2 separate regions of the Homo sapiens genome follow, and region 1 is linked to region 2. A link is an interaction called in ENCODE POLR2A ChIA-PET data of the cell type or tissue named here. Cell type or tissue: CD4-positive, alpha-beta T cell. All regions are shown on one strand. Links, peaks and the distances in the headings refer to the core of each region. The heading gives the core; the rest is flanking DNA. Region 1 overlaps IL7R (interleukin 7 receptor). Region 2 overlaps SPEF2 (sperm flagellar 2).

What was found. ChIA-PET counts read pairs that join two places held together with the same protein. Peaks named below come from ENCODE experiments on the same cell type or tissue, not always from the same donor. Only the 100,000 strongest peaks of a DNase experiment are listed, where the experiment ranks them.
Region 1: POLR2A ChIA-PET joins it to region 2 with 13 read pairs; 5 of 35 experiments call an interaction of 5 or more read pairs at or near these places.

The regions. Positions count from the first base shown.
Region 1 is chr5:35,876,926-35,893,149 of GRCh38, forward strand. It overlaps IL7R (interleukin 7 receptor), which reads left to right. Exons shown (of 8, transcript NM_002185.5): 8 at 1-2,678. Among named protein-coding and RNA genes, the nearest start is that of IL7R, 28 kb to the left of the region's middle. In CD4-positive, alpha-beta T cell, for the core only: no CTCF peak of the experiment used is centred there; DNase peaks (open chromatin) are centred at 4,946, 7,366 and 7,726.
Region 2 is chr5:35,658,981-35,675,204 of GRCh38, forward strand. SPEF2 (sperm flagellar 2) reads left to right here. Exons shown (of 37, transcript NM_024867.4): 8 at 39-227; 9 at 8,092-8,279; 10 at 11,079-11,247. Among named protein-coding and RNA genes, the nearest start is that of SPEF2, 49 kb to the left of the region's middle. In CD4-positive, alpha-beta T cell, for the core only: no CTCF peak of the experiment used is centred there; DNase peaks (open chromatin) are centred at 12,751 and 14,201; H3K4me3 peaks cover 314 bases; H3K27ac peaks cover 3,148 bases.

The DNA.
Region 1 (16,224 bases), core at 3,927-11,926, 210 kb after region 2:
ATAATCCTGGGAGGTGTGTGCAATTACTACGACTACTCTCTTTTTTATAGATCATTAAATTCAGAACTAAGGAGTTAAGTAACTTGTCCAAGTTGTTCACACAGTGAAGGGAGGGGCCAAGATATGATGGCTGGGAGTCTAATTGCAGTTCCCTGAGCCATGTGCCTTTCTCTTCACTGAGGACTGCCCCATTCTTGAGTGCCAAACGTCACTAGTAACAGGGTGTGCCTAGATAATTTATGATCCAAACTGAGTCAGTTTGGAAAGTGAAAGGGAAACTTACATATAATCCCTCCGGGACAATGAGCAAAAACTAGGACTGTCCCCAGACAAATGTGAACATACATATCATCACTTAAATTAAAATGGCTATGAGAAAGAAAGAGGGGGAGAAACAGTCTTGCGGGTGTGAAGTCCCATGACCAGCCATGTCAAAAGAAGGTAAAGAAGTCAAGAAAAAGCCATGAAGCCCATTTGGTTTCATTTTTCTGAAAATAGGCTCAAGAGGGAATAAATTAGAAACTCACAATTTCTCTTGTTTGTTACCAAGACAGTGATTCTCTTGCTGCTACCACCCAACTGCATCCGTCCATGATCTCAGAGGAAACTGTCGCTGACCCTGGACATGGGTACGTTTGACGAGTGAGAGGAGGCATGACCCCTCCCATGTGTATAGACACTACCCCAACCTAAATTCATCCCTAAATTGTCCCAAGTTCTCCAGCAATAGAGGCTGCCACAAACTTCAGGGAGAAAGAGTTACAAGTACATGCAATGAGTGAACTGACTGTGGCTACAATCTTGAAGATATACGGAAGAGACGTATTATTAATGCTTGACATATATCATCTTGCCTTTCTTGGTCTAGACTGACTTCTAATGACTAACTCAAAGTCAAGGCAACTGAGTAATGTCAGCTCAGCAAAGTGCAGCAAACCCATCTCCCACAGGCCTCCAAACCCTGGCTGTTCACAGAACCACAAAGGGCAGATGCTGCACAGAAAACTAGAGAAGGGGTCATAGGTTCATGGTTTTGTTTGAGATTTGTTGCTACTGTTTTTCTGTTTTGAATTTTCTTCTTTGTTCTGTTTTTACTTTATTTAGGGGGACTAGGTGTTTCTGATATTTTAGTTTTCTTGTTTGTTTTGTTTTGTGTTGTCTGTGAATGGGGTTTTAACTGTGGATGAATGGACCTTATCTGTTGGCTTAAAGGACTGGTAAGATCAGACCATCTTATTCTTCAGGTGAATGTTTTACTTTCCAAAGTGCTCTCCTCTGCACCAGCAGTAATAAATACAATGCCATAATCCCTTAGGTTTGCCTAGTGCTTTTGCAATTTTCAAAGCACTTCCATAAGCATTCCTTCCACCTCCTTGATAGGCATTTATGGAAAGCCTGCTACATGTCAATCATACTGTTAGGCACAGGGGACCTAAAGACACATAAAAGGATGGCATTCTGCCTCATAAATTGCAAAACCTAATGAAAGTGACTGCTTGGTAAACAAATTATTATTATATTATAAAATGCTATAAAAGAGCCATATTGAAAGTGCCCTGTTGGAGACAGGGCAAATGCCACAAAAATGATGTAAATTTACATGGAGGAAAAGTAGAATCTGCCTGGTTTGTAGGCAGCAGAAGACATTTTTCATCAGTGGGCAGGTGTTCTTTACCTTTTGTAGAAATGGGAGTCAAGTCTCAAATAGGAGGCTCCACAAAATCTCATGCCAGGTCTCTGATACCTTATTCACAGAAGTTCTTTGAAGTATTTATTGTTATTTTCTTTGACTTATGGGAAAACTGGGACACAGGAAGACAGGTAAATTACCCAACCTCACACGTTAAGTCAGAACTGGGAGCCATAATTTTGTATCCCTGGTATAAATAGACAATCTCTTGAAGAAATGAAGAGATGACCATAGAAAAACATCGAGATATCTCCAGCTCTAAAATCCTTTGTTTCAATGTTGTTTGGCATATGTTATCTTTGGAATTTAGTGTCTGAGCCTCTGTCTGTTACTGTAGTATTTAAAATGCATGTATTATAATCATATAATCATAACTGCTGTTAATTCTTGATTATATACCTAGGGACAATGTGTAATGTAAGATTACTAATTGGTTCTGCCCAATCTCCTTTCAGATTTTATTAGGAAAAAAAAATAAACCTCCTGATCGGAGACAATGTATTAATCAGAAGTGTAAACTGCCAGTTCTATATAGCATGAAATGAAAAGACAGCTAATTTGGTCCAACAAACATGACTGGGTCTAGGGCACCCAGGCTGATTCAGCTGATTTCCTACCAGCCTTTGCCTCTTCCTTCAATGTGGTTTCCATGGGAATTTGCTTCAGAAAAGCCAAGTATGGGCTGTTCAGAGGTGCACACCTGCATTTTCTTAGCTCTTCTAGAGGGGCTAAGAGACTTGGTACGGGCCAGGAAGAATATGTGGCAGAGCTCCTGGAAATGATGCAGATTAGGTGGCATTTTTGTCAGCTCTGTGGTTTATTGTTGGGACTATTCTTTAAAATATCCATTGTTCACTACAGTGAAGATCTCTGATTTAACCGTGTACTATCCACATGCATTACAAACATTTCGCAGAGCTGCTTAGTATATAAGCGTACAATGTATGTAATAACCATCTCATATTTAATTAAATGGTATAGAAGAACACTTTGTGGCATGCCTGTTTTCTCTGGAAACTGTGGTTAGACGGATTCCCAGAATGGACCACACATCTCTTCAGCTCCTGAAAACTCACCTCCCCATGAGTCCATGGAAAAAATTGTCTTCCACAAAACCAGTCCCTGGTCCCAAAAAGTTTGAGAACCACTGCACTAGAAGACAGCCTACTAGTGGTTAAGTCTCAATGTGTCAATGTATTTAACAGAGAGAACAGAGAGTGTTGCTTCACTCAACAGGTGGTTCAGTGGAAGCCCTGCATGGACACCTATTTCACTTGATATACCTAGTCCCTGCAGTCTGCAGAGTAGTGGCTGGAAATTAGGCTTGGCAGAATTGGTGGGGGCCAATGATTAAGCATTTGGCATGCCAGCCTAAGAAGTTGTCATCTATTTTGCAGAAAATAGAGGGGCTTGGCAGGATTTTAATCAGGAATGTGATGTGAAATATATATTTTCTGTGCATGTGTGTATCAGGTTTTAGGAAGGAATCTTAATTCAGTAGGATATAAATATAAAATAATTCTGGCATTTCTTTAATTACTTATCTCCAAAGATGCTCCACTGAAAATCCCTTTCTGAAGTAGATTCCTTTAAGTGACCAAAGCTTAATTCATCTAGTTTTAAGATGCAGTCTTATATTCTAACTAAAGCCACACACACCCTATCATAAGCTTGTGGTGAGGGGAACTTGGAAAGAAAGGAAGATAATAGCTTCTGTTCTCTTGACTCCTCCCCCTTCTTGGCCTCTTCCTCCTCTCTTCTTCCTCCTCTTTCCCTTTCCCCTCCCCCTTCCTACTTTTTCTTGTTCTTGTTCTTCCTCTTCTTCCTTCTTTCTTTTTCTAACAGCTTAAAACACCACACATTTCCTATCTCACAACCTCTGCGGGTCAGAAGTCTGGGCATGGCTTAGCTGAGTCCTCAGCAAGGCTGCAATCAAAATGTTGGCCCAGGCTTGCTTCTCTTCCAGAGGCTCCATTGGCAATGGGTCCGTTTCCAAACTTACTTAGGTTATAGTAGAATTTATTTTCTTGTGCTTGTAAAACTGAGTGCTCCAGCTTCCTGATAGCTCTCACTCTCGGCTCCTAAAGTTCACCCACAGCCTCCTGTCATATGACCCTCTTCATAAGCTTTTGTGTTTTTGTTTGTTTGTTTGTTTGTTTGTTTTGACAGAGTCTTGCTCTGTTGCCCAGGCTGCTGGAATGCAGTGGCACCATCTCAGCTCACTGCAACCTCTGCCTTCCAGGTTCAGGAGATGCCCTGCCTCAGTCTCCCAAGTACCTGGAATTACAGGTGCACACCACCATGCCCAGCTAATTTTTGTATTTTTTGTAATGGAGATGGGGTTTCGCCATGTTGGCCAGGCTGGTCTCAAACTCCTGACCTCAGGTGATCCACCCGCCTTGGCCTCCCAAAGTGCGGGGATTACAGGCGTGAGCCACCGTGCCTGGCCCATAAGCTCTCTTTCAACAAAAGCTTGCTTCTTCAAAGCCAGCAAGGGAGAGTGAGTCTACCAGCAAAATGGTGTCTTATATATGTGATATGACCACAGGCGTGACATTCCATCATCTTGCCATATTCTTTTGGTTAGAAGCAAGTCAGAAGTCCCATCCATACTCAAGAGGAGGGGATTATATAAAGACAAGATTTTCAGGAGTTGGCGATCGCAGGGGCCACATTAAAGCCTGTTTGACACACAAGCTAACTCAGTCATGCCGTTTTTAGTTCAGTCTCTTATTAAATCTTTAGTCAAATTCAGATTTCTTCTCCTCCCATTCTCCTGAGAGTTTTAGATACACGGTGCTATGAATTGAGTTGTGTCCCCCCAAAATTCATATGTTGAATTCTTAACATGCAATAGCTCAGAATGTGACTTTATTTGGAGATAGTTTCTTTAAATAGGTAATCAATTTAAAATGTCATTAGGGTGCAGCATAATCCAGTATGACTGGTGTTCTTATAAAAAAAAAAAGGAAAATTTAGAGACAGACATGCACATAGGGAAAACATCATGTGAAAAATGAAGGCAGAGATCAGGGGTGATATTTTTAAAAGATAATAAGTATCAAAGATTGATAGAAAATCATCAGTAGCTAAGAAAGAGGCATGGGACAGATTCTCCCCCACAGCTCTCAAAAGGAATCAACCCTGCTGGCACCTTGATCTCAAACTTCTAGGCTCCAGAACGGTGAGACAATAAATCTCTTGTTTAAGCCACTCAGTCTGTGGTGCTTTGCTATGACAGCCCTAGAAAATGAATGCACATGGTACTGGGAGAAGGAATCTGGGGCCATGTGACTTCTTTGGACTCCCCTGAGCTCTAGCCTTCCTGTCTTGTCTGTGGATGGTATCCCGTGTTGTGTCTACTGCTAATGTGTCAGGGCCCATCATGTTCCTTTGAATGTGGATGATCCACATCCTGTCTATTAACTGGGTCTCTATGTGTTGTCCAGGAAGCTTCTTTCAGCCTCTAGACTTCTCTGCCTCTTCAAGCATGGGAAGTAGTTGGATCAAATTTCCTCTTTAGAATGATCCCCCTGGTGAAGGAAGAGAATAGGTCATATGACAGCTAGACTAGAGCCAGGACAGATGGACTTTTGTGACCTCTATGCCCGCTTAGGGGATGCCACATCAGGTCCAAGGTGAGCCTGAGGCTAAGGCCAAGTTGGTCTTTGTGCCACCTTTATCTCCTTGTCAGAAAAGCTCTTCCTTCTTTTCTGCCACCCTTCCATCTACCAGTACTTACTAGTTACTAAATATCTGAATATCTGTTTCATTCCAACAAGAACATAGATAGTAGAACTTGTGGGGCTCCAGGGAAATCCCTAGGCCCTGGAAAGAGAAGCTTGCAGTTAATAGCTTTCTGGGTGTCTTCTTACTGATTGGCTGAGAGTTAGATAAGCTAGAGCTTGAGTGAAGGGCTTTTATCCTTTTCCTCCACCTCCACAACATCTTATAATATGGAATCAGCCAGCCTGCCTGTCCCAAGGCCTTTGCTCTTGCCGCTCTCTCCATCTGAAACGTGGTTTCTCTGGATCTTTGTGTGGCTGGCTCCTTCTTATTATCCAGGTCCTAGCTTCTACGTAACCTCCACAGAAGTGGTCATTCTAATGAAAACAAGACCCTCCTCCTGATAGTCTCTATCATGCCTCCCTGTTTATTTCCTCCAAAACTCCTTCCTCAATATTAACTACCAATTATTAATCACTAATTCATTACTAATTATTAATAATTTATTTTTGATGATTGTTCTTATTGCCTCTCTCTGATTCTAAAATTCAAGTTCCATGCAAGTTCCACTTCCTATATTATTCTTGGAATAAAACAAATATTTAGTAAGTACTGGTAGATGGAAGGGAGGAAGAAAAGGAAGAGCTATTCTGACAGAGAAAGATGGCACAAAGAACCACTTGGTCTTAGTCTCAGACTCACCTTTGACCTGGTTGTGGTGTCCCCTAAGTGTGTACAGCAGTCACAAAAGTCCATCTGACCCTGCCCTAGTCTGGCTGTCATATGACCTATCCCCCACCCCCACTGCGAGTATCTTTCTAAAGAGGAAATCTGATCAAGCTACCTCCCTAACTAAAATCCCTTAGTGGCTTTCCAGCATGGCACGTGACATAGCTTGGATTCTTGTCCCCATCCAAATCTCATGATAAAATATAATCCCCAGTATTGGAGGTGGACCCTGGTGAGAGCACCATCCCCTTGGTGCTGTCCTCTCAAGAGTGAGTGAGATCTCACAAGACCTGGTTGTTTTAAAAGTGTGTGGCACCTCCTCCCACCCTTGCTCCTGCTTTCACCATGTGATGTGCCTGCTCCCCCTTTGCATTCCACCATGATTGTAAGTTTCCTGAGGCCTCCTCAGAAGCCAAGCAGATCTTAGCACCATGCTTCCTGTAAGCCCTGCAGAACCATGATCCAACTAAGCCTCTTTTCTTTATAAATTATCCAGTCCCAGGCATTTATTTATAGTAATGCAAGAACGAACTAACACAGCATGGAAGGCTCTTGATGATCTAGTGTATTACTTTCTTGTGGCTCCTGTAATAAATTATCACAAACTTAGTGGCTTAAAACAATACAAATTTATTTATTCTCCTGCAGATCAGGCATCAGAAGTCCAAAATCAGTCTTCTGGGGCAAAAATCCAGGTGTCAACAGGGCTGTGATACTTCTGAAGACTGCAGGGAGAATCCGTTTTCCAGCTTTTTTCATCCACCAGAGGCCACCTGTATTCCCTATCCCACAACCCTAGCCCCTTCCTCTATCTTTGAAGTGGACTATTTCATCCCCTGTTTCTATCATGACAGTGCCTTCTCTCATATTGACCCTCTTGCCTTATAAGATTCCTTGTGATTACACTGGGTCCACCTGCATAATCAAGGCTAATCTCTCCATCTGGAGATCTTAATATAATCACATCTACAAAGTCCCTTTGGCCATTGAAGTAACATATTTATATGTTTTCATTATTAGGATGTGGGACACTTTGTCAGGGACAGGGATTTTTCAGCCTACCTTTTTTCTTCACCTTTTGCCACCACTCTCAGCCTGTGGTCTCAATTGCCAGCCTTTACACTTGCTACCCCCATTGTCTGGGTAGTTCATACCAGTCCCTCAAGACTAGCCTCAGGCATTGCCTCTTCTGGGAATACATCCTCTTACAGGCCAGGATATGACTCATGGGTGCATTCCTAATAGCACTTCACTTATTTCTACTGTCACCACACTGATCTGTAATTACTTGATTTGTCTGACTCTTCTGGGGGCTTGTAAGCATTCTGGCACAGAGAACTATGACTTACTGGGGCTTACATCTCTTGCTAAACACAGTACCTAAAATTTAGTAGGCATTCCCTCATAAACATGAATGAATGAATCAAAGAATGAATAAACATTTAGGAAATGATGTTGTGTTGGTCAACTTCTTTCCTCATCACTGTTAAAGATAAAAGAATGCCAAGCCAGGTTGTTCAGACAGAAGCAAGCACCACATCCCTGAGAGAGCAGCACATCTGGGCAGCCATGTGTGAGAAGTCGGTTGCATTCCCCATACACAGTTGTCTTTGCAGCTGTACTCTTAACCACTGTAACCACAGAAGTGGGGAAACAATAGGGTGGGGTGAAGTGAAAAGAAAATTTTCCAAAACTTCATTTATCTAATAAATACAGATATTTAATTGTGTTTTTTCAGTTATTTAATTTTAGATTCATATGAAATTCTACCCTAATTTCTGAATTTTAATGGCTTGTGGCATTTGTGTGGGCATTTGTGTGTAGCTTGCAATGACACAGCTGTTCAGACAAAGAAAGTGTGATGCACAAAACCTATGAGGTCCAAGGAACACATTCATGCTCCTCAAGACTCAGGTAAAAGTAGTGAAGCAAACAATATGCAAAGCCCCTGAGGATTGAAAAATAAGGCTTACATACTGAATTGTGCTGAAACACTTGAGTTCATCTGGAGGGCCTCTCAATGGTAAATTGTTAGAACCAATTTGCCTTTACCCTAAGTAAAGATTTTTCATCAAGAAGAGGTGGAAAACTTACAGAGACTGAAAAGGACCCTCTTTTTATGATAAATTAGTTCCTGCAAAGTATGAACTGCACTAGTCATGACACAAAAACTATGCAGAATAATCAGAAAACATTTTATTATTAAGCTTATCCACTGATAGACTGAAATATTACTTTTAGAGCCTAAGAAAGCATTAATTTAATTAGAGCTTCAGTAAATGCTATAGTGTCAGACTGATAAACCTGTTTGCTACATAATTATAAACTTTCATGAATTTCACAGTGTGAAGTTCAAGTGTGAAGTTGCCAGTGTAGAACTGAATGATGCTTAAAGCTTTATTTTCTCAAATAAAAAATTTTAATAAAATAAGAGCAGATAAGCTAGGGTCATGCTCAGTGGTGAAATTTTAAAAGTACTCCATTATATTGAAGGATAAGACAAAAGAAATTCTATTGTCACTTCATTTAACATGGTTTTAGAAATTCTAAGAAATTCAATTAAACAAGAAAACACAGTAAAAAGCATAAATATTGAATAGGAGAAAATTAAATCGTCATTATTGGCAGATAAAATTATTGTATATATGGAAAACACAAGAGAATCAAGTAGAAAACACACTACAAGACACAGATACTTTATTAAGGTCTCCGCTTACAATATTCTCATGTTTATTTTTTTTAATTCTTATGGAATCTTTACAACTAAACTATTATTTGGTTGTGTCCTCAAATTAAAAAAAGATAGACATGTAATGTATCAAGTTGAAGATGTCACTTTCTAATCACACTCTTCAGGAATAGTCACATTTAATAAGTGACATTTAGGCTTCCAGATGCTCTTCTGTGCATACACTATTATTCTAAATATCTTGCAGAGAAATAAATGTTGGAGAATAGCCTGCACAATTCCAGAGAAGAAAAGAATTGTGAAGCAACTAACCATTCACGTGGTTTTAAAATTTGATTCAGCAGGAATTCACAGAACTATCAATGGTATAAAACAGAGAATCTGCAAGTCCAGATCTATGTAATTACAAAAAATTCATCCATTTCTAATCAGTAGGGTTAAAGTGGATTATTTAGCAAATAAGATTGGAATAACACACTAGCCATTTGCAAATGAAGAAAGGTAACTGACTTCTTATTTCAAAATAAATTCCACATAACTCAAAGATATAAATAATTTTTAAAATAAAAACAAATGCTAGAATACATGGATCAATCATTTCATATTTTTTGGATGCAAAAAGCGTTTCTAGATAAAACGTAAAACCTAAAAGCCATAAAAGGAAAAGATTGATATGTTTGACTAGATAAAATTTAGAATGCTGGTAATTTCTTTACTAAATTTTAAAAAGTCACAACCAAAAGAAAGATAAAAATAGACTGGAGAAAGACAGTAACACTATGACAAGCAAACTTCTGTTATCCTTATAAGACCCCAGAGTCTTACAAGTCAGCAAGCAAAAGATGAAGAGCCCAAGAAGGAAATGAACACAGCACATTAACAGAAGGCTCACAGGAGAAATAAAACAAACTTTAAAAATAGGAAAATGTGCGTAATCTCATTCTGAATAAACAATGCTGATAAAATGAATGAGATAAATGCTTTGCCCATTAAATTGTGAAAATTATAAAGATCACTAAATTTCAGTGCTGAGAAGGGCATAGGAAAATGGGCTTTATCATATACTGTTAATAGGAATGTAAATTAGGACAATTTGGAAATATATAACAAAAATTTTAATGTGTATACCTAGAAATTCTATGTATAAAATATCTATATATTATTTCTTGTAACTAAGAATTCTAAATCTAAATAAATTATAGTATATTCATATTATGGAATACTAACAAAGCCATTAAAAAATTCTTTTAATGTAAAAAAAAATTTCCTTCTTAGACTCTTCATCTTTTGCTTGCTGAATTATAACACTTCGGGTGTTAAGGATAACAGAACTTTGCTTGTCATAATGTTACTATGTTTTTCCAGTTTCTTTTTATCTTTTCTTTTGGTTGTGACTTTTTAAAATTTAGTAAAGAAATTACCAGCATTGTAAAACTAGCACGGTAGTGCTACATATGCTGATAAAGAAAAATGTCTATGTTATTTTGTCAAAAGCTTCTAGCAAGATAAAACTCTCCAAAAGTCTCCATCTTTCTCTTACTCCTTCCCCCTATCATTTCCATGAAAAATCCGAAATGTGCGGTGTATCTATCAGCTATTGCTACATTGATGCTCAACAACAAATCATGCCAAAACTCAGCGGCTTTAAGCAACATTTATTCTCACAAATTGTGTTGAATGATCTAGATTGGGCTCTGCTGGGTGATTCTATGATATTACTAACAGCTAGGATGACTCAGGGATCTGAAACTGAAGGAAAGTTAGCTGGGTTCAGCTGGGAATGCCTCTGTTCCATAAGTTTCCCGTCTTTCTCCAGAGACAAGCAGGCTAACCCAGCTGCCTCTTTTTACAGCAGGGGCATAAGAGGGCAAGCAGAAAAATGCAAGGCTGGCCTACCCATCAATTCCACTTCATTTTATTGGCAAAGAAGATCACATGACCAAACCCAGAATCAAGGAGTGAAGAAATATATTTCCCCTTGGGTAGAAACTTAAAATCACATGGTAAAATAGGTGGATAGGAGAAAGAGTGAAGAGTCAAGCCATTAATGCAATATCTTACAGTCATACATGAGGACAGCTTAGGTTACATTTACAGAAAGACACAAATGTCACCTCCCTATTTGAGGAAGCTCTTCCTATCTCATCCATATTGCAGCAAGACTACAGCCACATGCTTTCCATTACTTTGTGAAATAAGTTTTGTCTATATGTGTATTGAGAAACTTTAGGGAAGAAAAAGTATTTGGGTCATGCGAGGACTTCAATATACATGGATCTGTTAATCTAATAGCAAAATTATAATCATTTCTTACTGAAATTGTTAACATTAAAAAAATACTGTTCTCTTCAGTGTGAAATGGAAGGTTTTCCCTTTTATATGATTGATCCAGTTGAAATCATATGCATATCTTTGGGCCAATAACAGTCACTAGGAAAATGCCATGAACTTATTGGCTTGGAAATGGCTCACCTTTTCCAGAACTGAGAATGAGATGGGTACCTGGTCAAAATAGGGGTGACAAAGAAGGAAGAAACTGAGAATGTTGGAGAAGAAAACAAGAATGTCTATCATCAGAACGAGGGTTTTTTTTTTTTTTAATTAGAGAGAAAAAGAGGGAATATTAGAATGAGAATATGCTTAGAAAAAAGTTTGGAAGGCAGTGCTCCAAAATGTTTTCAGTGGTTATTGGGGAAAAGAATGGGATGGTGGTGGATGCATGAAAGCAGGAAACTTCCTCTTATTTCTTTTGTCTTCTTTTTTTTTGAGGGGGGTAGTATATAGATGTGTATATATGTATACATGCATATATATACATACATATGTATACATATATACATTCATATGTATACATACATATATGGGAGTATACATGTATGCATACATATGTATACATACATATATACATATATATGGGAGTATACATATGTATACATACATATATGTATGTATATATTATTATACAAAATAAAAGTATAAATTATGTATTAATATAACTCTTACTTAGAATTATTATTCTCATTTTTTCTGTAAAATCTAGACTATAATAACCTTGATAGCAAGATTTTCTATTCTAGAGTCATAATCTGATTTCTCCCTTGTGATGTGGATAGTACAACAGTATATTTCAAGATTTCTTATCCTTCAGTATTTTAAGTAATTAATAAATTTCATCACAGTTTATCAAGGCCTTCTTATTATACAAATTGCAGTGACAAATGCTATGGAACAAGATGATACAACATGTTCCTACAAGTCACATCTCTGCTTCTGCACTTTATCTGCTAAACTGTCTTAGTGAAAAATCACATAATGCTGCCAAACGGGGCCCATATAAATTTGTTTTCCTTTATTTGTGCTTGACAGCATTCTTTTCCAATGCCCTCGATAACCATTGTCAAATACACTCACCTTTTACTCTAAGTCTTCCATTGAACCTTGGCCTTTCTCATTCCCAGAAAATAAGTTTGCCTATACTTTGAAAAAATGTAGACCATAACTCATGTTTTTGCTCTCATTTCCTATCTCCATCTGCAAACTCAAAACTGGATAAATTCCTGCCTGCTATTCCCCTAGTCTAAGAACAAGCTAACCCTTCATCTGTAGAAGACCAAACCAACCATTCAATGCCCTTAACTCTATCTCTATCCGTCTCTCTTCCTCCAGAACCTTGCTTCATCAGTCATTTGATCTCTCTTGTTTCTTTGCTTCTATTGTTCTGTTAATTGGCTTTTTAACGTCAACATTTTCCATTGTTTCCAAGTTTCCAGATGTAAACTTCAGAATCATGTCTGCTAGATTGAACTTCCATGAAGAAGTGTGCTATATTTATATGTTCAAGGCTAGATCCCCAGCACTTAAAGAAGTACTCACTGGTAGCACCTAATATTCGATCAATAAATATATATATATTGGTTCAATGAATGAACATCCAACTGCCTATTGGATTTCTCACTTAGATGGACCACAGATATCTCAAAACAGCTCTTCACCTATCCCACTGGCAGCTTTTCAAAGTTGCCGTTTTCCAGGTGTGGTAGAGAAGTTCCCAAAATTCAGTGGACTTAAGGGACTCTGAAAAGAAGGATGACCTGTGTGAACTCAGGTTACACACTTCCCACTCCTTCTGCATTGGCTCTGCTTCATATCCAAGAACAACAGCACAGGCTTAAGTGGAAATCCCAAGAAAGACAGCCTACATTTCTGCCAGCAAGCTTGAATGGGACAAGACTGCAAAATTTGAATGTCGGAGAAAATAAAGTAGTATTTCTTACACATCTGACTAATGGACTGTGATATAAAGATGCATATACACTTAGCAAAAGAGGCACAGAAATGAAAGAGCAAGTCAATTTTGCTGAAAGGTCGAGGAAAGCTTTGTAAAGGCTTTAACTTTTGAATAGGACCTTGAAATATGAGCCAGTTTTGTAAACAGTGATTGAGCTTGTTATTCTATTTCAGCCCCAGCTAAGTGTACTGCAATTCAATCCTGGCACTCACCACCCAGAGTTAGCAACACTCTTACAAGTTAAAGGAAATAATACTCAACAAGACTATTTTTACTTTAGAAACTTTCCTCTTACTTTGGGGGTCCGCAGGCTATCCATACTTCTTCTGCATTAGTCAGTGTTCTGTAGAGAAGTATAATCCATAGTGTGTGTGTATCAGTGGGGAGAGAGAGATACTTATTTTAACAAATTGGCCACATGATTGTGACGGCTGGCAAGTCTGAGATCCGTAGAGCAAGTTGGCCAGCTGGAAATTCAGGTAAGAGCTAATGTTGCAGTTTTGAGTCCAAATTCTGCAGAGCATGCCAGGCAAGGTGGAAACTCTGGCAGGGTTTCTATATTGCAGTCTTGAATTTACAACCAGCTAGTAAGAAGTACAGGTTCCTACAACCTGTACTAATCCTATTAATGAGAGCTCTGCCCTCATCACCTAATCACATGCTAAAAGGCCCCACCTCTTAATACTATCACCTTGGAGGTTAGGAGTTCATCATATTAAGTGTTGTGGGGAAACAAACATTCCAACCATAGCAAGAGGTATATAAAAGCACTGTAAGGAGATAAACATCACCCCCAGGCAGGCAAGACAGGCCAGATCCTGAGTTGTTACAGGTAGTTTGACAAGCAGGAGTGGGGCAGGAGAGGGCTCTCCCCCACCCAGTAGAAACATCAGGTGATGTTTTGGCAATTATCACATTTTCTTTTTGAAAGTGATAAATTGAGAGCCGGCATCAGGGAGAGGCCATTTCCTGATGGTCTACACCTGTTGCTCTAAAGTGTTAATTGAATGCAGAAACCAAGGAGAAGGAACTTCCTGGGCATGCACAGTAAGAGACAAAATGGTGGAGTATGACCTTCCAGGGGCACACCACCAGAAAAGGGAAGAAAGCCTCAGATGGGCATGCATACAACTCCTAAACACACTATGCGTGCTCACCTCCCAAGGGTAAGGAGGGCACTGTTTATGCGGGCAGCTCATCCTAAGGGAAGAATCATGGGAAAGAGGCCAGCCTGCAAAGTCCTAGGATCAAGGTTAAACACGGTACTTGACCTTCAGGTGCCCACTTGGATCTCTTCCAAGTGAACTTTCCTTTCTTTCCTGTTCTAAAGACTTTCTAAATAAACTTCCACTCCTGCTCTGACAATTGCCTTGGTATCTTTTTGCCTTATGCCCCTCAGTTGAGTTCCACCTTCTGAGGAGGCAAGAACTGAAATTGCTACATACCCCTATGGATTCGCCACGGGTAACTAGGCTACCTTGCACTGGTAACATACTGATTTCAATAACATGTATAATCAATGAATCTAAAGTGTCCCTCCCACAAGTAGTTACTCAGCTATGACATGCTGAAAAAGAAAGGTCAGGGAGGACATGTTTATTAGTCCCCTCTAGGAATTTCGGGAAAAGAGTGTTATGGTCTCACTGGCAAGATGAATGCATTAAACTGTCTGCCTAGTTTCATTAAATATTTAGTCTTCATACCCCTTGTTATAATTCCAGTTACCAAAGAACCTCATAACTATAATTTCTCTTCCAAGAAGAGGTCTGCCTCTACAACAAAAATGTTATTATTTACCATGTGAATAAATAACTTCGTCCTGACTTGTATAATAATGTGTCCGGAATTGGTGGGTTCTTGGTCTCACTGACTTCAAAAATGAAGCCGCGGACCCTTGCGGTGAGTGTTACAGCTCTTAAGGTGGCACGTCTGGAGTCTATCCCTTCTGATGTTCAGATGTGTTTGGAGTTTCTTCCTTCTGGCGGGTTCGTGGTCTCACTGGCTCAAGAGTGAAGCTGCAGACCTTCACAGTGAGTGTTACAGCTCTTAAGGCAGCGCGTCTGGAGTTGTTCATTCTTCCCGGTGGCCTCGTGGTCTCGCTGGGCTCAGGAGTGAAGCTGCAGACTTTCGCGGTGAGTGTTACAGCTCATAAAAGCAGCGTGCACCCAAAGAGTGAGCAGTAGCAAGATTTATTGCAAAGAGCAAAAGAACAAAGCTTCCACGTTGTGGAAGGGGACCCCAGTGGGTTACCAATGCTGGCTCCGGCAGCCTGCTTTTATTCTCTTATCTGGCCCCACCCACATCCTGCTGATTGGTAGAGCCCAGTGGCCTGTTTTGTCAGGGCGCTGATTGGTGTGTTTACAATCCCTGAGCTAGATACAAAGGTTCTCCACGTCCCCAACAGATTAGTTAGATACAGAGTTTCCACACACAGGTTCTCCAAGGCCCCACCAGAGCAGCTAGATACAGAGTGTCAATTGGTGCATTCACAAACCTTGAGCTAAACACAGGGTGCTGATTGGTGTGTTTACAAACCTTGAGCTAGATACAGAGTGCCGATTGGTGTATTTACAATCCCTGAGCTAGACATAAAGGTTCTCCAAGGCCCCACCAGAGCAGCTAGATACAGAGTGTCGATTGGTGCACTCACAAACCTTGAGCTAAACACAGGGTGCTGATTGGTGTATTTACAATCCCTGAGCTAGACATAAAGACTCTCCACATCCCCACCAGACTCAGGAGCCCAGCTGGCTTCACCTAGTGGATCCCGCACTGGGGTTGCAGGTGGAGCTGCCTGCCAGTCCCGCGCCGTTCGCTCGCATTCCTCAGCCCTTGGGTGGTAGATGGGACTGGGCGCCGTGGAGCAGGGGGTGGTGCTCGTTGGGGAGGCTCGGGCCGCACAGGAGCCCATGAAGTAGGTGGGAGGTTCAGGCATGGCGGGCTGCAGGTCCCGAGCCCTGCCCCACGGGAAGGCAGCTAAGGCTCGGTGAGAAATCAAGCACAGCGCTGGTGGGCCGGCACTGCTGGGGGACTCAGTACACCCTCCGCAGCCACTGGCCCGGGTGCTAAGTCCCCCACTGCCCGGGGCCAGCAGGGCTGGCT
Region 2 (16,224 bases), core at 8,098-16,097:
GACGTCACTTTAACAAATAATTCCCCTGGTGTTTTCAGGAGGCTTATCGGGAGGAACAGCTGATTAACCGGCTGATGCGGCAGTCCCAGCAGGAGCGCAGGATTGCCGTGCAGCTCATGCATGTTCGGCATGAAAAGGAAGTTTTATGGCAAAACAGAATTTTCAGAGAAAAACAACATGAGGAAAGACGACTTAAAGATTTCCAGGATGCTCTTGATCGAGAAGCGGTAAATACCATCTTCCTTAGAAATCTTTCTAAGGTTACTTTTGTTTCTTTCTACCAAGTCGTGGTAAACAAAGCTATATTTTGTTGCCAATCATCTAATAAGATTTTCTTTTGTATGATCAACCTGTTATCTGCCCATTTTTATTTTTGTATAACTCCATCAACAGGGCATGTAGCTGCTACATAGTACTATACTGTCTTCTTTTAATCTTGGTTCTACAAGTAGCTAAGTACTTAATGCTCACCACCAACCCTTATGTCCATGTCTCTCTAGTCATTTTGATTGTCTGAAGCTCTTTCTCCAATAGGTTTCTCATGAAGGGCTCATGGAAACCATATTCCCTGAGTTCTTATAACAGTGTGTGCCTTTTATACTTGATTGTAAGTTTGGCTGTATATAAAATGGTTAGTTCACACTTTGTTTCCTTGAATATCTTAAATATGTCACTCTGTTTTCTTCAAGTATGAAGTGTGCTGCCAAAAAGAATGGTGATAGTCTAACTTTCAGTTCCTTGAGTCATTACTTTTTTTTTAGATACTTTTTTTTTCTTTAAAAGTTCACTAAGTTTACTAGAGTAGGCATTGGTATTGGTTATTCTAGGTAAATATCCTCAGGCAGTGAGAGAACTTTTAAGCTGCTTCCTTTCAACTAGACACCATTAGTCTTTAATCAACAATTCCTTGCCTTCTGAAAAAAAAAAAAAGAGATTCCTCAGGCCCATATTATGCTATTCCTTCCTCAGAATGAGAATAAATGCTTTATCTAGGGTACTGTGGTGCACTGTAGTTGAGAATGGTATACAGAAACTCACATCTGGGCTGCTAGCTGTGCTCTTTGCTACTATGGTATCATTGTGTCTCGGCCCTTTTACAACTCTGAAAATCAAAATATCCAATCTTTTAATTATTTAATAGATTATTTTTGTCCCAAACTTTATGTATATGTGAGTTCTAGTAAAAAAAAATAGATTGATTTTATTAATGGAGTATATGGATTACTTCTTGTCTACTTCCTATTGGGGATGTTTCAGATTTATTTAATCCGTTTGTCCACATTTGATTGAAGAGAACTCCTGTGAGTGGCATTTTAGATAGCCTGTCTTTACTATCATAAGATATTCACAAAACCAGACTGGGCAGAAGAGAAACCTTATAGAAAACAGGAGGGCAGTGTTTTATTTACTAGCTTCATAGCTTCCACTGTGATACCCCATGAAAGTGTAATGTAACTTTTGCCAAAATTATGCAATTTTTAGAAATATCATTTGGAAAGTAGCATATTTTGCAGGGAGGAGAGTGTTGCTTTTGCCTTTGTGGAACAGGCATAGCCTAAACGGTGGGTATGGAATGGGGAGAGAGAACCATACCCCATGAATTTGAGCTGAATGAATGCTGACCTCAATGTCTTCTTTGGCTTCAAGAGCTGAGTTATCTGGATGATTGTTTCATCTCTCTTCTTTGGCAACAATAGACTTGACTAGACTGAGTGGCATTTACTTACATTAGAAATGATGTGTTTATCTTTCTAAGTGCCTATTTGAAAAATATGTTTATTTCACAAGCTCAGCTAAATAGCAAAGTATGTTTAGCTGGACTGGTCTCACAGTGATAAGGATCATCTATTCTTTCTTGAACTGGGGTTGAACTAACTTCAGAGGACCGGAACAGTTGGGCCTGCTAAAGCCTGAGAGACCTAAATTGTGAGGTTCTGAAGCATCTGAAAAAATTATATTTCTTCCTCTCACATGATTACCTTTTCCAACAGCGGAGCTATCTAGTTCCTTGGCATCTCTCCCTTAGAGATGGTTGGATTTTATGGCTTTCATCCATACATGTTGAGTTTATCAACTCCTCCACCAACAGTAGCTGGTACATAAGTAGGAGCTGAATAAATCAATCAATAAATGTTGAATTCAGTTTGCCAAATTAACAGTCACCTCTTCTTTCCAGTATCATTCACTAACTAAACAAAATCCATTTTATTCCCTACAGCATTATCATTCTACTTCTTTTATGTGAAGAAAGGAGGTTTTTTTTTTGGTATATATTATATATATATATATATATATATATATATATATATATATATATATTATACACACATATATACACATATACCAAAGTGTGTGTATATATATATACACACACACATATATACCAAAAAATATATATACCAAGATAAATATATATATATATTTGTTAACAAAAAATATATATATATTTGTTTAACTTTTAAGTTCAGGGGTATAAGTGCAGGTTTGTTACATAGGTAAATGTGTGTCATGGGGGTTTGTTGTACAGATTATTTCATCACCCAGGTATTAAGCCTAGTGCCCATTAGTTATTTTGCCTGATCCTCTCTCTCCTCCCACCCTCCACCCTCTGAAAGGTCCCAGTATGTGTTGTTCCCCTCCGTGTGTCCATGTGTTCTCATAATTTAGCTTCCACTTATAAGTGAGAACATGCAGTATTTGGTTTTCTATTCCTGCATTAGTTTGCTGAGGATAATAGCCTCCAGCTCAATCCATGTCTCTGCAAAGGACATGATCTCATTGCTTTTTATGGCTGCATATTATTCCATGGTGTATATATACCACATTTTCTTTATCCAGTCTATCATTGATTGGCATTTAGGTTGATTCCATGTCTTTGCTATTGTGAATAGTGCTGCAATGAATGTAGGCATTCATGGGTCTTTAAAATAGAATGATTTATATTCCTTTGGGTATAAACCCAGTAATGGAATTGCTGGGTTGAGTGGTATTTCTGCCTGTAGATCTTTGAGGAATTGCCACACTGTCCTCCACAATGGTTGAACTAATTTACTCTTCCACCTACAGTGTAAAAGTGTTCCTTTTTCTCTACAACCTCACCAGCATCTGTTGTTTTTTGACTTTTTGGTAATAGTCATTCTGACTGGTATGAGATGGTATCTCATTATGGTTTTGATTTGCATGTATCTAATGGTCAGTGATGTTAAGCTTTTTTTTCACGTTTGTTAGCCATTTGTATGTCTTCTTTTGAAAAGTGTCTGTTCATGTCATTTGCCCACTTTTTAATGGGGTTGTTTGTTTTTTCTCTTGTAAATTTGTCTGAGTTTCTTATAGATGTTGGATATTAGACCTTTGTCAGATGCATAGTTTGTAAAAATTTTCTCCCATTCTGTAGGTTGTTGGTATACTCTGTCAACAGTTTCTTTTGCTGTGCAGAAGCTCTTTAGTTTAATTAGATCCCATTTGTCAATTTTTGCTTTTGTTGCAATTGCTTTTGGCATCTTCATCATGAAATCTTTGCCCGTGCTTATGTCCTGAATGGCATTACTTAGGTTGTCTTCCAGGGTTTTTATAGCTTTGGGTTTTACATTTAAGTCTTTAATCCATCTTGAGTTAATTATTGTATATGGTGTAAGGGAGGGGTCCAGTTTCTATCTTCTGCATATAGGTAGCCAGTTATCCCAGCACCATCTATCAAATAGGAAATCCTTTCCCCATTGCTTGTGTTTGTCAGGTTTGTTGAAGATCTGATGACTGGAGGTGTGTGGTCTTATTTCTGGGTTCTCTATTCTGGTCCATTGGTCTATGTGTCTGTTTTTGTGTTTTGATTACTCTAGCCCTGTGTAGTGTAGTGTAGTTTGAAATCAGGTAGTGCGATGCTTCCAGCTTTGTTCTTAGTTTTTATTGTTCTTGTCATTTTTATTGTTATTTGAGAGTGGGAGGAGATGGCACATTCTAAAAGTACTTTTAAATCTATTAAGGTCTTTAAGGTTTCTTAACTATGCTCACAAAGTATTAATAATATTTGTATTACTTATTTTAATAGTATTTATTTGCTATTCCATGGCTACTTTCTATTAAGTATTGCTGTGGAAAATACTGATTTTGTTTCTACTTCTTTGGCTGCTCCTTCTCAGGAGCAGGGTCATTGTCTTTACAGGCCCATTGTTCCCTTATATCAAAACATTTATTAACAGATTGCTCAAAGCTTCATCTTTGACTTCCTTATATTCTTTTCTATGTTATTTCTCAGACAATTTCATCCACAACCATGGTGAAGTATTTACTGCAATAGACAGATGACCCATGCAGTTATGCCTCTGTCCTCCAAGATGAAGGGCCATAGTTTTAGTATTCCTTGACATCTGTGGTCATATGTCTCAGAGACACTTCAAATTCAACATGTTCCAAGCCAAATGTATGACCTTTGCTATGAAACTAGTCTTTTTCAATGTTCCATAGCTCAACAAATGGCATCATTATTTATCAAATTGTATAAGCCTGAAACTTCAGGGCCCACCTGAAAGCTGCTTCACCCTTATTCTTCCATACCCAAAATATCCACTGAGTGTTATCATTTTCATGTATTAAATTTCTCTTCATCGTGTCCATTTTCCTCCATGTCTACACTACCACCCCTGGTTTCTACTGCAGTACTACTACTGCAGTGGTTTCCTTTATCCATTTTTAGTGGTTATGAATTGGTGACCAAAAACTGGAGAGTGTAAGAATATAACATTATTTATTTTCCTTAAATCAACCCTAAGTTTTACTCTTTCATCCTACCTCTGCACACAGAGAATGTACAATGCCCCAGGTTATAAGGGCCAAGCCATCTTGGAAACACTACAGTCATCAGGTGCAAGCCCAGTACTATTGAGACCTCAGCTACTGCAGCCAACATGCTACCCTCAGTGGCACAGGAAACTTTGGGGAGGCTGCTCCAGCCTTTGTTGGTCTTCCATATAATCCCCTCTGAGGCTTCATTGCCCCCCTTCATTTTCATTGCCTGGGTTCTGGCCACATTGGTTTGCTCTCAGATCCTTGAACAAGTCATTTCTTCTACTTTGCCCCTCTTCCCAAGTGCCTTCACCCAATTAATACTTGTTTTCAAAGCTCCATGCATATGCCCCTTCTTGTCTAGGTCAGGCCTCATACCCCATGGTCTTGCCCTAATGACACTTGTCATAGTGTGTAATTATACATGTATTTGTGTGGCTTTTTGACTGTTTGCCTATCCCACTGGCATGTAAAGTCCATAAGGGCAGTACCACGTTTGCTCTTGCTCATGAAATAAAGAAAAAAAAAAAAAAGAGGAAAGAAGGAAGGAAGGAAGGAAAAAGAAAAGAAAGGGAAAAGAGAGACGAGGGAAGGAAGGAAGGAAAGAAGGAAGGAAGGAAGGAAAGAAGGAAGGAAGGAAGAAAGGAAAGGCTGACCATGGTGGCTCACACCTGTAATCCCACCACTTTGGGAGGCCAAGGCAGGTGGATCACGAGGACAAGAGTTCAAGGCCAACATGGTGAAACCCTGTCTCTACTAAAAATACAAAAATTAGCCAGGTGTGATGGTGTGCACCTGTAGTCCCAGCTACTTGGGAGGCTGAGGCAGGAGAATTGCTTGAACCCAGGAGGCTGAGGTTGTAGTGAGCCGAGATAACTCCATTGCACTCCAGCTCTGGATGACAGCAAGACTCCATCTCGGGGGAAAGGAAGGGAAAGAAGAGAGAGAGAGAGAGAGAGGGAGGGAGAGAGAGGGAGAGGGAGAGAGAGAGAGGAAGGAAGGAGGAGAGAGAGAGAGAGAGAAAGAGGGAGGGAGAGAGAGGGAGAGGAAGAGGGAGAGGGAGAGAGGAAGGAAGGAGGAGAGAGAGAAAACGAGGGAGGAGAACTTTGTGTTTTTCTTTCACTCTCAATTTTTTGAGCGTTTTTGTTTTGTTTTTAGATTAAATCTGCTAATCTCTTCCTTTGAGACAATTGCAAAACTATTCTATATTAAGACAGTTCCTGATTTCAAATTTCTGTGCTACCTACTATAATTATTGAAAATTCATTACAATAATATTTGATGTTTTTTGAGCTTTACTTTGAGTCAAGCATTGTACTATGTTTGTTACAAGCATGTATAATATAATTCTTTCAACGACCATAAGTGGATGCCATCCTTATTTACATTTAACACATCAGGAAATTGAAGACTAGAAGGCTCAAAGTCACACAGCTTCTCAGTGGTGTAGCAGGGAGCAAGGCCAGCTCTATCAGATTTTAGAGTCCAGGCTCATAACCACGGAGATTTACTACCTCCCACAGACTTCCTTTTTCCTTTTCCTCCTTCTCTTTTTATGGCTGCAACCCACTTAGCTGTAATGAGACAGGAAATTATGGTGGCTTTGGCAGAGGATTGATGGTAGATATAGAAAAGGAGAAGGAAGACTAGACAGCTGGATGAAGGGAGGGAGAGGAACAGAGGGAGGGAGGGAGGGAGCGAGGAAGGGAGGAAGAGAGAGAGGGAGATGCGGAGACAGGCAATGGCAGCAACCAGGGTTGAAAGCTATACTATTACTGGTAGGACCATTCTACTATTCCCTTAAAGGTTTTTTTTCCTCACATCCTAAATATTTCCATGTGTTTCAGAGAACTCTGTAGTAAACCAACCTCATGATCCATTTTTTTTTGTCACTCTTTCCATGAATTCTCATTGGATATTTCTGCTCTCTTAGATTCATTTTTCCTCTGAATTCTTCACTTCATGAATCATGCCATAAAGCTTTGTACTTAAATTGTACTCTTTCTCCATAAAAACAGGGTATACAGAATAATACAAGAATAACAAACTCTGATGTAATTCCTGAATCTGTCAAATGTACAGAACTGACCTTAGTGATCACCCAGCTTAACCCCCTTCCCAACAAAAATGAAATAAGCACACAAAATAAAACAGTAATAGCAAAACAAATGGTGGACCTTACACAGCAATCCATTGTCACACATCTAGTCATTTATGAATAGTATCATAATAGGAAATATTTGTTCTGATGAGATGGTTTGGTAATTTTTTGGGGTATGCTAAGTACTATTAATAACCTGACTTTGAGGAAATGGAGGCACAAGGAGACTAATGACTTGCCCAAGGTCTCACAGCTAGAAATTGAATTCTATATAAAATCTAGGGCTTGAACTCGACCATAGCTCCTCCAAAGCCCAAGTTTACTTCCATTTGATACTCACTGGGTTGTTACAGGAGGGAAGTCTTTTTCCTAGAGCAGGCTAGCACGTAACTGAATTTCTCAAGAAGCTGGCGTAGCTATCTGAAAAGCAATATTTGGTCATTTGAATCCCACTTATTAAGTATTATGTTATCCTCAGCTTGGCTGGACTGAGTTCAACCTTTGTACCTTGTGTGAAGAAAAGATTCCCTAAACAAAATAATAATGCACTAAGGAGAGGGCGATAACAAGCTAAGTGTTTCATTGCTTTCTACATAAATAGATGTTCCTACAAATGAATGCCATCAGTTGTTAAGGCTGTATCTGTAGAGGGTTGTAATTAACACATTTAACATTTGTTGGCAAATGTGTTATATTCTCAAGCCAGTATAATCTGGGACTTTCTAAAATATTTTCTAAGTATAAACCAGTATTATAGAACTCTCCCATTGAAAGACAGAGGGCAATGGCTATAGCAGATGTGTCAAAATTGGCACTTTGGAGGTGGGAGGGAGGGGTCAGCTATGCTTAGGGTCTGGCACAAACTTGCCTGTTTCTCTCCGATCCCTATTTGCAACCGGTGAACTCAGGACTTCTTTTTGAAGGCTTAAGATCCAATTCCTCATTAATCCACATTGGGCTTTCCCCAGTTAGATCACGTCTGACTGTATTATGCTTTGTTGATAAGATAAGCTAAGAGTAGGATATTTCCAATATTGTCTTTGCATTAAGTGCTAATGTATTAAGAAAAAAGTGTTCATTCATGATTAATTTTTTTCCTGGTGTGAGAAGAGGTTTCATTCTACTGAAAGACTTTTTGGCCATTGAAATGATGACATTATTTTTATTTGATTCAATTATAGTGACTTAAAAATATGTTTTTGCCTTTTTAGGCTTTGGCAAAACAAGCCAAGATTGACTTTGAAGAACAATTCCTTAAAGAAAAGAGATTTCATGATCAGATTGCTGTGGAAAGAGCTCAAGCTCGTTATGAAAAGCATTATTCAGTATGTGCAGAAATTTTGGATCAAATAGTTGATTTGTCCACTAAAGTGGCAGACTATCGAATGTTGACAAATAAGTAAGTATTTTTTTTGTAATAACAGTAGAGACACGATAGAGAATGAGGAAGGATAAGATTGTAAAATAGATACTAGGATGATAAGTAAAGAGAGATAAAAATGATTCATGAAAAGACTAAAAGGTGGGGTCCAGGAGACCTTGATTACTGACTTGATTTACTCACTGACTATTTTTATTTAAGATGCATATATGCCTTTTTCCTCACCTTTTATGAAAATTAAAGTGGATCATAGACTTAAATGTAACTCATAGCACTATAAAACTTTGAGGAAAAAAATGGGAGAAAATCTTTGGGTTCTATGACTAGGCAACAAGTTCTTAGACTTGACACCAAAAGCATGATCCATAAAAGGAAAACTTGACAAATTGGACTTCATTAAAATTAAAAATTTTTGCTCTGCAAAAGACAAAACTTTATAAGTTGGACTTCCTCAAAATTAAAACTTTTTGCTTTGAAAAAGATGAAAGGATGTATAGAATAGGAGAAGATATTTCAAACTGCCTATCCCACAAAAGACTAATATCTAGAATATATGAAGTATTCTCAAAATTCAACAATAAAAAATAAGCCAGTTCAAAAATAGGCAAAAGATATGAAAAGACATTTCACTGAAGAGGATATTTAGATGACAAATACACAAGTAAAAAAATTCACCCTTGTTAGTCATTAGAAAATTTCAAATTGAAATCACAATGATATATCATTACACACCTATAAGAATGGTTAAAATTTTTAAAAAAATGAAAACACCAAATACTGGCAAGGATCTGGAGAAAACCACTATTCATTACTGCTGAGAAAGGTGAAATGGTATAGCCCCTCTGGAAAACAGTTTGGCAATTTCTTAAAAAGCAGAATATGCAACTCCCACACAACCTAGCAATTACACTTCTGGGCATTTATCCTAGAGAAATTAAGACTTAAATTCACACAAAAACCTGTATACAAATGTTTATATCACCTTTATTTGTAATAGCTTAAAACTGATAACAATCCAGATATCTCTCAACAGGTAATAGAGTGTGATACATCCGTATCATGGAATATTGCTGAGAAATATAAAATAATAAACTATTAATACATGCCACAATCTGGATGAATCTCCAGATACTTAGGCTGCGTGGGAAAGAGCCAGTCTCAAAATGTTACATGCTCTGTGATTTCATTTATATAACATTCTTGAAATGACAAAGTTATAGAAACTGAGAACAGATTAGTGATTGCCAGGGGCTAAGAATGGGATGGAGGTGAGAGGGAAGTGAGTGTGGCTCTGAAAGGGCAACATGATGGGTTCTGTGGTGATAGAAGGTTCTGTATCTTGACTGTATCAATGTTAATATCCTGGTTGTGATATCGTACTGTGGTTTTGCAAGATATTACAATCAGGAGACACTGGGTAAAGGGTATATGGATCTCCATATTTTAAAAATGTTCCTACTTTTGCCATTTTATCTGTTTCTATCCTCATATCCTTAAATGTGAACAGAATTTTACAGTAAAGGTCAGATAGCTAAGGTTTTTTTCTTCTATAGTTTTTTTCAAAATATGTGGACTACTTTAGTGGGTTGCAATCATGAAGCCATAGAATGTCTACAAATGTCATAGTAAGTCATATTGAAAGAGAATATTAAAAGGTTATTAGGAGGAAACAGGTAATTTTGGAGCTTTTTAAAGCCCTAATAAGTGGTGGAGAAAGCAAAAAGGAGAAGTACCTGAATCTGAGGTTTGTCAGGAGTTCAAGACCCCTGAACACACAGCCTTTTAAACAGGAAACGTTGTTAGGTCTGTAGCCGTTAAATAATAACTCCTCATCCCCTTCAATCCCCAGCCACTGATAATCTCTATCCTACTTGATGTCTCTGAATTTGTCTCTTCTAGGTACCTTATATAAGTGGAATAATATATTTGTCCTTTTTCTGTCTGGCTTATTTCACTTAGCATAACGTCTTCAAGGTCCTTTCATGTTGTAGCATGAATCAGAATGAAATACTACTTTTTAAGTTGTAATTTCAGGTTCTAGTCCAACTGTTTATGATCATGTCAGGACATTTCACACATCTTGTCTTGAAACCATTTTCCCATCACTCTGTCCTTGTTGTCTCCTAAGCATTCCTCAGGACTCAGCTTAGCAGTCATTTCTTTAAAGAGACCTTCCTGGAACCAACAAGTTAAGTTGAGTCATACTGTTGTGCTTTCCCATTGTATAATTCTTATTCAAAACTTTCATTTATGTACGCAATTATTTTTTCCCCTTCTTTCCCAGAGTCTGCTATTTAAGTCCAGGTATTCCACTTGCTATTATATTTCTAATAGCTAGTAAAATGTCCGGAACTTAGTGGGTTTGAAGAATGATTGTTACTTTATGCCACTGGCTCTTTTCACTTTTTTATTGACTGTTTCATAGCAGAACAATATATCTAAAAATATTGAGTACAGTCAGAACACTTAGGTTCCTTAATTCTCAGCTCTGATATCAGCTTACTATGCAACCTTAGGAAATTATTTAAATGCTCTAGTATCAGTGTCCTCCTGTGCAAAACGAACAAACTGAGTGCTTTTCAAGGCCCCTTTAAGAGAAAAGTAGGTTTACATTTTGTAAATTATTTGTAACAGAAAAATCTCATATATATTAGTCTTATTGTCATTGCACATATGGTAACCTTTAAGATCATTTTTCAGTAATTATTTCTGTCTGATGAAAGTGAGCTAATTACATAAATATAATAAAAATACCAATGTTTAAAATCTATATTTGACTAACCATTGATTCATCTCTACCTTTTTTTTGTGCGATAGTCTGATTCCGTATAAGTTGATGCATGATTGGAAGGAACTATTTTTTAATGCAAAACCCATATATGAACAAGCCTCTGTTAAGACACTACCTGCTAACCCCTCAAGAGAACAACTTACAGAACTGGAGAAAAGGGACTTGCTAGATACCAATGATTATGAAGAATATAAGGTACCTACTGATATGAAATAATTAGAATGCTACATAATAAATCCTTTTTCTTTAACATTAATTTTGTGATATTCCTTATTTCATTTCTACTAATAAAAATAGACATGTTTTGTTTGCATTTTCCCTTGTTTTAATTTGTATGTTTGTACTACTTTTTAGATGCTTAAACTATACATAAGCTATTATCTATTGTTCCTAGTAATCTTAGGGGAGTGGTCTGAAAAAACATCAAGCATAGTAATTGTCTGGGTAGACAGATTTCAGAATTTTTAAAATGCTTTAATTTATTTATTAGCATTTTTCTTTGTATGGGCTGTGTACTTTTGCTTCAAAAACCATTGTTAAAAAGTATTTCTTTTGTAATCAATCTAAATAATAGACTTTTTTTACAGGCAAAATGAAAGAGGAGGAAGTCTGGGTTTTATGAATAGCATAGATTCAAACAATCTTTTATTCAAAGATTGAAATAAAAAGTATCGGGTGCCAACTGTGATTTTTAGAAGAACTGTTGTAAAGCCTTTGAGATTAGACAGACTAGAGCTACATTACTGAAATTGCCAACTACTAACTGTGTGACCTTAGGTGACCAGTTCATTAAGGGCTAATAGATTTCCATTTTTCAATTAATGGAAAGGGAATGCTACTATACCTACTTCATTTAAAATAACATGAGTTAAACACTTAGCTGAGTGCACTTCATGTTGGATGCATATAATACATATCCATTTCTTTCCTCACCATCCTACTCTCCCCATCCCACTCCATCTCACCCTTAGAAGTAAAGGTGTAACAATCATAGCTTTTGGATAGAAATTTTGAGTGGATCAACAGCAATGGAATGAGGAGTGAGGCTTTTTATTAGAAAAATTACAAAATGAGTCCCGGAAGGTCAGTAAGTGCAACATGAAAAAAATCTATGAAAAGATTATTTGACCTAATTATTCACTGATAGTACATACTCAACAAAGGTTTGTGGGACAAAGGGTGAATAAAATGAATGAATTACAATGAACAAAGAAAAGTGCAAAATAACACTAACAAGTAAATATTACAAGAAGATAACCTTGTGGTTAAAAGATAAGGAAAAATATGAGATTATGAGAAATTAAATGTATACTATATTTTAATTAAATGAATCTGTATTTGTAGCACTAAGAGAATTATTATTAAGGATTGACTAGAACCTTAAAAGATATATGTGGATGTTTGTTTTGTACGGTTGTAAAATATACTAGACCTATTACATCCACCTAAAGTATAATGCCATGTAAGAAAATGCTTTGACAGTATCAACCTGTGTTAAGGTATTTCTTTCCATTGTAAATTAAAAGTCATTTTATTTGACAGACTTTACTGGTTCATCGAATGTTTATTTCTAAATTACTTGCTAAACAGCTCAATCTCTATTCTTGTTGCTCTTACAAATCAGGAGACCTAGTAGGCTGCAGCTTAGCAAAGATTTTTGTCTCTTTAGCTATTTTCCTTGTATGAGAAATGGTTACCACAGGAACATGCTTGTCTTACCCACATCCTGAAGCAGATGATGCATTTCTTTTGCAGAAAATTGTAAACTTTTGTTAGGAGTTTGTGAGCGTCTAGCAATGTACTTTATTTTGTGTATTGACTTTGCTGTTTTTCTAGAAATGAAAATTACCTTAGGATTTATAATATGTTTTCACAAGCTCCCTTCGACACCATAATGGAAAATATGCCATATACAGGTTTTAGGATATACTGTAAACTATTATACTATCATTCTTTATTTTTAGATCTTTGGTCTCTTCAAGAACTTGTCCTAAATGTTCCTACATACAAGTAAAAAATAAATGTTTCAACTTGTAAAATATATTATCTGGCTTAAATAGTCTATCACAAGAGGCAGCGGAACAATGCATCCTGGCTTATCTAAAAGAAACAGTTGTCCACGTTTGTCATTATTAAATTTGTTCAGGAGTTTTAATGCAAATATATTACTCAGAAATTAATACATTTGCTTGAACATAATGTTCATTATAATGTTATTGAACATAATGTTCATTATAATGTTATTGAACATTATATATAATTCATTATAATGTTATTGAACATAATGTTCATTATAATGTTATTGAACATTATATATAATGAACATTATTATGTTCAAGCAAATGTATTAATTTCTAAGTAATACATTTGCATTAAAACTCCTGAACAAATTTAATAATGACAAATGTGGACAACTGTTTCTTTTAGATAAGCCAGGATGCATTGTTCCGCTGCCTGTTGTGATAGACTATTTAAGCCAGATAATATATTTTACAAGTTGAAACATTTATTTTTTGCTTGTATGTGGGAACATTTAGGACAATTTCTTGAAGAGACCAAAGATCTAAAAATAAAGAATGATAGTATAATAGTATAATACATTTGCTTGAACAAATAGTGTAATACATTTGCTTGAACATAATAATGTTCATTATATATAATGTTCAATAACATTATAATGAACATTATGTTCAAGCAAATGTATTATTCAGAAATTAATCTTCAAAAAGTTTATATTCTTAGCATACTTAATTGATGTCCATACCCTATACCTTTAAAGAACTGACAGTTCCCAGTTTTGAGTTTGTGCTTTTAGAAGCCCGTGTTCTGTTCAAATAAGCTATTATGCTTAAAATTTTTAAATATTGTACCTAGAAATTGCAATTAAAACAGATATTTGCTTATGTACATGTCATATGTAGCTGCCAAAAATTTGACTCATGTCTTAACTTTATTTCCTAAATCATCACACTCTATTTATGTGAGAATGACTGAATGTGAGGGAGCTCTACCCCAGTGGCTAGAAATAACATTTCTCTCTCCCAGGAAAGAGGCAAGAACAGCATCATGGAGCAGTCAGACCTCTCTGGGGTTCCTAGGCAACTACCACAGCATAACAACATTGAGTTATTTAGTAGAAAGTGAGGAAGGGCCCTTAAAGCCCAATGGACCATGGGTAGCAGTCTAAGCCAGGAGGCCTGGTTCCTGTAGTGCAGCTGGCAGCACAGCCCCACACAGCAGCTAGTGGTTCTCAATCATGCAGTGGACTCCTGCCAGTGAACCTCAAACTCCCCCTAATGCAAATCCTTTCTGTGGGTCTTACTAGCAAATGAGTTGCAATTCATAGCGTTTCACTTTTATATAAGCTGCTTACTAGCAATTACTAGTTGAATGAGTTTAAGAGTTACTAAAATTTAGTGTTCATAAACTAAAATTAGCTCATGGCTATGGTTTCCTGAAGATTTGGATTTTTCTAAGAAGTCCCTGCCACAAAGCACTCAACCATTTTCAGAGCTCTACTGTGCATGCCCATAACCAAGTTATACTTGGAATTTCTATAATTTGGGGGAAGGATATTTCATTTCCAGCACATCATCCATGTTGTCTTAAGTTGTTCATGATTTTTAATTGCTGCTATTTTTTGCCTTTAATGGCAAATTAGTGTTTAAGTTCATGATCAGGTGAGTTTGTTGTGGTTATTGGATTAACCCTACAGTGTGTGTTATAATGTACATTTTTATTAACATTATTTTTGGCTTATGATTTTCCGTCAACCAGACTTTAAGATGTGGTTGTATATGTTATGGTTTAACATGTGTACGCCTGTCACTACAGCACATGTATGGACACCTATCCCCCAGTTTTTTTACAATGACCTTTATTACCACCAGGTCTTTTTCCACCAAAGAATAGAAATATGGGACTAAATGAGCCATGGAGTTCTCTGTTTTCCTGTCTCATCTGAATTGTGTGGCCCAAAGACATCCCTGGATAATTGACACAAGCACAGTGATAGATTTTAGTAGATGAATGTTAAGGGCATGTGAATCGATCACTTTTTTACATTTAAAACATATACATTGCATTGATCAGCTCAGGCTGCTATAATAATACACTATAGACTGGGTGGCTTAAACAACAGCAATTTATTTTTCATAGTTCTGGAGACTGAGAAGCCCAAGGTTAAGGTGTTAGCCAGTTTGACTCCCCAGTGAGATCTTTCTTCCTGGCTCACAGAAGACTGCCTTCCTGCTGTGTTCTCACAGGGCAGAGAGAAACAGAGTGAGCTCTTCTCTTTTCGTCTTCTTTTTTTTTTTTTTTTTTTTGGTGTTTCCAAATTCTTTTTATTATTATTATTATTATATTTTAAGTTTTAGGGTGCATGTGCACAATGTGCATGTTAGTTACATATGTATACATGTGCCATGTTGGTGTGCTGTACCCATTAACTCGTCATTTAACATTAGGTATATCTCCTAATGCTCTCCCTCCCCCCTCCCCCGACCCCAAAACAGGCCCTCGTGTGTGATGTTCCCCTTCCTTTGTCCATGTGTTCTCATTGTTCAATTCCCACCTATGAGTGAGAACATGTGGTGTTTGGTTTTTTATCCTTGCGATAGTTTGCTGAGAATGATGGTTTACGAAAACTAATCTCATCATGGGAGCCCCTCCCTCATGACCTCATCTAAACCTGATTACATTCCAAAGGCCTAGCCTCCAAGTACCATCACATTGGAGGTTAGGGCTTCAACATATGAATCTGGGGGAGACACAAACATTCAGCCCATAATATATGCATTTATTCAGGATACTTACAAAATGTCACAATATGGAAACTTACTAATTAAGTATAGGAACTTTTAATTTCACATGAAGTTGCTTGTTTTATGGCCTCTTCTGTTTCTTGCCAAGAAGTCTTAATTTTCTTGTCTTTTGACTATGAAGATGCTTCTACTGATGAACCTGAGCATTAATTCTAATTATTCATTTTAATATAAATGTATATAATTGCATTGTGTAGTACTGGAGGGCCCTGAAAAATATGATGGTTTCATCTTTTATTTTCAGATATGGAGGAATACAGCTGACCTCTAAGTGGACAGAGTAAGCACTTGCTTATATGATGAAGGCTGAGATATTCTCTAAGGCTATTATTCTATTGTAAAAATTCTG